2 separate regions of the Mus musculus genome follow, and region 2 is linked to region 1. The links are chromatin loops, found by intact Hi-C in ENCODE. Cell type or tissue: gastrocnemius. All regions are shown on one strand. Links, peaks and the distances in the headings refer to the core of each region. The heading gives the core; the rest is flanking DNA.

Region 1 (2,917 bases), core at 185-2,684:
TCTCAGTTCAAGAGGTCAGACAGCCAAGTTGGGCTGGATTCTGCTGAAGACTATAAGGAAGAATCTGTCCCCGCCCCTCCCTGTGGCTTGTAGATGGCCATCTCACATCTGTGTGCGTCTCTCCAAATTTGTACCTTGCCACGTGGACATCATTCCTGCTGGATTAGAGTCTGTTTTAATGTCTACTTCACCATGGTGACTGTTACACGCACACGTGTGCACATTCTCTCTCTCTCTCTCTCTCTCTCCCTCTCTCTCTCTCTCTCTCTCTCTCTCTCTTTCTCTCTCTCTCTCTCTCTCTCTCTGCATTTACTCATCTCCACCAAGAGAGTAGACTCCACCCTGCCCTGCCACTACTCAGGAGCTCAGGAGCAGATGTTGCTAGAAGAGGCTCAACAGGATTTGCCTGGCCAGGAGAAATATGGAGACAAGACTGGGCAGAGAAACAGACAGGAAGATGGAGTCCGGTAGCCTGGACCTCCTTCCCCTGTGCCCATCTTTAAAGCTGGACTCACAGAAGATCACCTAGGTTGTGGTCAGGCCCCTGTGGCCTTTCTGAGGAATAAGACCTCCCTTGTGGGACATTCATCCCAGAGCTGTCTCCAGGGGCAAAGAGAGGGTCAAGAAGACACATGCTTGGAAAGGCGTGTCTTCTTTGCAGTCAACATGTGCTCAGCACACAAGGCAATTTCCGTAGACAATGCACTCCCACTGGCAAGGACGGGACATTTTAAATGAAATGCCCTTCAACTGCTCTGTTCACAGATGCCCTACTCTTCTCAGGCTGGAGTGAGAGGTCATAAATCTTTCCATGCATTTATCATCGACGCCTGCTGCCTGCGGTTCCTCTACCATACTGCAGACACTGCCCTGATCGTAGACAGACTGTTAAACATCAGCTTTGTTTTGTGCTGATGATTCCCAACATCTTGACACCAACAATTAAAAAAAAAACCAAAAGACAAAAACAGGTCATGGTGGCCCATTTTACGCCTTCCTTTCTGGTGCCCCCATCACCAGCCAGTGAGCCCTGGTACCTAAATGTGCCCAACAGTGAGTAGGTAAAGATGCAGATTCTCCTTGGTCATAACAGAAATGGCAGGACAGAGGAGGTGGCCTAAAAACTCATGAGAATGACAGATATATTTCAAGGACTCTAGAACAAAACCCACAGTGGATCCCCACACTCCCCATTTCAGGCCAGCAGAGGTTTTAAAGCACACTACTCAACAGGGACATAAATTGAGATGACATATCACAGACCACAGACCCAGGGAGCGACAGAAAACCTAATCTGGAAAATACATCTGCCCTTGGCCTTGCCCCTTCCTTTCCCAGGAACTTGTTCCAGCTGGGTGATTTCCAGGCACAGTTAATCAACCCAAATACCCAAGATGGCACAGGAGGTTATGCCAGCCATGAGACATGGATCCAATATGCCACTGCCGATAGCAGACCGTGGGCTAAAGGCATTACTGAGTAAAGACGATTACACCTATGCCTCACAATCTGGAGTGTATAAAAATTGAGGTGGGGAGGGGGAAGATGACTCAATTGGTACAGTGTTTCCTGCATACGCAAGAGGCTCTGAGTTAAATAGCCCAGAACCCGTATAAAAGATCCAGGCCCATCAGTGTGCACCTGTGGCTCTAGTGCTGGGAAGTAGGAACTGGAGCGTCTCTGAGGCTCACTGCCGAGCAGTCTAGCAAGATAAGTAAGCTCCAGTGAGAGGCCTTTAATAATAATAATAATAATAATAATAATAATAATAATAATAAAGGTAGAGAGAAACTGAGGATGATGCATGATGACGTCAACCTCTGGCCACCACGCAGACACATGTAGATGTGATTTACACGTGCATTTACAACTGTACACACACACTAAAAAAACAGAGTGTATGTGTACACACTCATCTTGCAGCCCTATCGCCCAGTTCTAGGGAAATGGATGCCCAGACAGAGGCAAGCAGTCATGGACAGAAAGTAAGAACGTTCCTATTCTCTGCCCCATGCTGCATGAGCAGAGACACAAGTGTACATTCTCCTTAGCAGCCGAGAGAAAAGGAGCGTCTGTCTCAAAGCAGACTCCACTGTGACCTCCTTGCTCTCTGAACGCATGCCTCACCTGCGAGATAATGATGTCTACAGACTCTGGAAGCTAGCCATGATGGGCTGTGTACCCAGGCAGGACCAAACCGCACTCCAAGTCTCTATTTCCCATTTGAATCCACAGACTGTATAGGGCACACTGCCCTCTATAAGTGAGTAGGGCTGAGCCCAGAAGTTAGAGGAAAACAAAAGCCAAGGTCTCTGAGGAAGAGAATTTCATGTGCAGAGTCTGACTCTATAGGGAGTCATAACCTAGAGTAATAATACACGTGTGTATATGTGTGTGCGTGTTTGTGTGTTCCCATTCATCTGTGTTCAGATGCACACAAGCACACAGGGTAAGTGGTTGGAAAAACAAGTTCTGAATGTAGGTTCTATATAATTAGCAATAATGATACCTTTCTTATGAAAAGTCTGAGGCCCCTCATCTTAGGCTGGGAAGCCTATGTCTACCTTCAGTGTTCACATCACTGAGACTGTCCCTGCCCCCTTTCCCTCATAGATATTTGATTATAGAGTATTTAGCACCTTAGGTGAAGACTTGAGCTCTCAAACACCACTTAACTTCAGGAAAATCCATCTCTCGTCCCCTCTCTCACCTGCTAAGCAGGACAGAGGCTGTGCCTTGATAGACTGCAAAAGGCACAGCCATGCATTTTGGAAACGTAGGACAAATGATTGCAAGGGCTTTTCAAACCTGAAACTGAAAGAAAATCCTTTGCTCTCAGTGCAAAACCAGAAGGCTCTGGAAGGGAGCACCTTCATCCTCATGACCTTCAAGATGCCACAATCCAGGGACCTGGGAA
Region 2 (2,917 bases), core at 278-2,777, 830 kb before region 1:
CAGGGTAGAAAGAAAGCTTCCATGCCGTGTGTGGCAAAGGGGAGAGGATAAGCTATTGGTTCCTGGTGGAAGAAAAAGCCTCAATACTTGGGGACTCACTGTATCTGGCAGTGCTTCAAAGCCTCTTCAGCTTCTATTTTAATAAGGTGACATTGAAAATGACCCTAAATTTCCTTTCAAACTCAGAAAAAATGAAAAATCTCTTCAGATATTCCCTGCCATAAAACTAAGTCCAAATGTTAGGTGAGGGAAAGCTAAATTATAAACCAGGTGCTCGTTGGGTTGCCCCATGACTTTAAACCCTAAATTGATGTAGCGAATGTGATCATTATTTTCTGTCAAGCACAGGAGGGAAGCGCGGAGAAATGGCTCACGTTCAGCATGTTCCTTTGATTTCTGTATCATCAAATGGTAAGAAGGAAAAATGGAAGCTACCGACCCAAATTTCAGGGATGCTACCAAAGTGGGATAAAATAAAGGAAACTCACCTCTCGGTAATGAATGACTTTCATAGGTGAGGGTCACTGAACAAAGAGAAATCTTGCACTGTCCGAGGTGCTGAAAACACAGGCTTAGTGTGCCTCAAACAAGCCCCTCTCCCATTCTGAGACTTGGAGGAATTCAGCTGTGGTCGTTAATATTGATTGTCAACTGGATTTGATTGATAAGTGCTAAGAGATTTATACAGCACACCTTTGGGTGTGTCTGTGAGGTTATTTCTAGAGATTAGATCACTAAGACTCTGATCTAACCAATAGATTAATTCCCTGATAGATTCAAAATATGATGGCATTGAGAGGTGGTGGTGAACGGCAGGACATGGGGCCTAGGTATATGAAGTAGCTCCCTGGAAGCATGTCTTCTAGAAGCATGTCTTTGGGGCTGTATCTTGGTGTGATTTCTTCCTTTTTTATCTTTGAATCCTGCCTACTATGAAATGAGCAGATTTCTACCATACGCCACTGACACCATGACGTTGTGCGAGTCAAGTATATGAGCTGAGCCTTCTGAGACCATGAGACCAAATAAACCTTTCTTCATTTTTAAAAGTTGCTTCTGACATGTGTTTTGGTCACAGTCGTGTAAAGGGGTCTTACACACTCATAAAAACCAGCAGCACCTGGCCAGGTTACAAAGCCTTTGCCAAACCTTGAGCACACAGATCATAACAAATTCAGAACGTCCTGAACCTCTCCCCTCAGGAAAAAAAAGAAACCTCACCAAACTCCAAAAACAAACAGACAAAGCAATAACAACAAAAAGGAAATCCTTGTATCCCTAGAGTTCATAAGTTGCATTCTAATGCAGAGATAATAATTAATGAATGGAAAATAAAATGAAAATGTGGTAAATTGGGTGGTAGACACTTTGGGAGAAACTCAAATGATTTGAAGGAGGCATAAGCCTTGAGGCAAGCCTGAGAGATGACTGCTCTGGACAGAAGATAGCCAGGCTGGTCCCAGGGGAGTGGGGCAATACAAACTGTAGCCAGTTGATTGATTTTTTTTCCCAAGAAAGATGGGCAGAGAAGAAGCTACAGAGAGGAATCTACAGCATGAAGGGATGCTGGAACACTGGAGTTTAGGGGACCCTGGATGACCAGGGACATCTTGTGAAAGGGTAGTCAGAGCAGAGAGCTGCCCAGACAGCAGGTGGCGCTGGGGACCAAGTCATTTGGTGGTAAGTCTTAAGAGCTCTCTATCTTTGGATCATGAACTTTCCAGGTAGTGGATTAGGCAGGACAGGGCAGGGCAGGGCAGGGCAGGGCAGGGCAGGGCAGGGCAGGGCAGGGCAGGGCAGGGCAGGGCAGGGCAGGGCAGGGCAGGGCAGGGCAGAAGGGCCCAAAAGAATAGTATCAAAAACTCTGCACACTGAAGGATTTACTTAAGGTTAAATGAAACAATCAGAAAAGGGTGGAAGTGACACCCAAGAAAGTAAATGGGTCAAGGCCCCCATCTAGAAATAGTTTGGAAGATACAGGGTATTTCGGAATGCCTTGGAAAATTCCAGTCTGGAATGAGAAAACAGAAAGCCAAACCTAGGAGTCTATTTCTAACTGGAGTCCTGTGATGAGGATAAGGTGCAGGGGGTGTGTAAATTAGCTGGGGGTTGTGTCTTTTAGTGAGTGCATGCTTTGTGAGTCAGATCTTACGTGACAGTGGGCCATGACAGGTGAAGAGCCTTCTGTGTTTGCTGTCCCAGCCACTCTCAGCTTGCTGTACTGCTGGAAGAGGGCACGGCTTGGTCGCCACATATTGTTGGCTGATGTGTGAAAAGAAAGAAGGCAGGGAGTGTCAGGCATCCGCTCATATTCTAGCTGCCAGGAAAGAGCCAGCAGCCTGATGATGTTTTTTATCCAGCCCTTGCTGTTTGGCAGGTTGCACCAATCTTAAGTCTGTTTTCAAATAAAGAATTTGAAGCTCGGAACATTGACAGGCAGCCTCTGTATGAAGGAGCTAGAACTCCGATTGCCAGATTCTCCGTTCACACTGGTTTCCTTCCATCATACTGACAGAGTCACCTGGTGAAAGGTTGCCTCCGAGGGTTTAAGAGGAGGCCTGGCCGTCATGGATGAAGGTTGTTAGCTGACAGAGGTGATCTTAGCCACAGTCCTGTGATCAGTCAGAGCTGTGGGTCAGCATGGCTAGAGTGAGGGTCTGACAGTATTCCTGGATTGTGTCTGAGCTATATATCACCTACCCTGATCCACTGAGAGGACACTGTTAAAGTATTTTCAGAGTCACTATTCTGTTTCCTGTCATCAAGCCCATGCCTCCAGCAGTCTCTGGGCTGCCTCAGAAGCAAAGAGGACAGCACTCTGAACGAAACCCAGGTGTCTCTGTACTGCCCTGTCCCTGACCATGATCCTTGGGAAAGCAGGATGCTAGGGCCAAAGTTCACCAGCCACAATTTCCCC

The links. A loop is a pair of places that touch in the nucleus more often than their neighbours do. Peaks named below come from ENCODE experiments on the same cell type or tissue, not always from the same donor. Only the 100,000 strongest peaks of a DNase experiment are listed, where the experiment ranks them.
Region 2: a loop joins it to region 1, with 4 times the contacts of the local background. A loop is called at or near these places in 11 of 42 quality-filtered maps.

Annotation. Positions count from the first base shown.
Region 1 is chr7:137,594,215-137,597,131 of GRCm38, reverse strand. No RefSeq gene overlaps it. Among named protein-coding and RNA genes, the nearest start is that of Gm51411, 58 kb to the left of the region's middle. In gastrocnemius, for the core only: no CTCF peak of the experiment used is centred there; a DNase peak (open chromatin) is centred at 1,367.
Region 2 is chr7:138,427,753-138,430,669 of GRCm38, reverse strand. No RefSeq gene overlaps it. Among named protein-coding and RNA genes, the nearest start is that of Tcerg1l, 31 kb to the right of the region's middle. In gastrocnemius, for the core only: a CTCF peak has its summit at 1,640 (motif pointing right); a DNase peak (open chromatin) is centred at 1,643.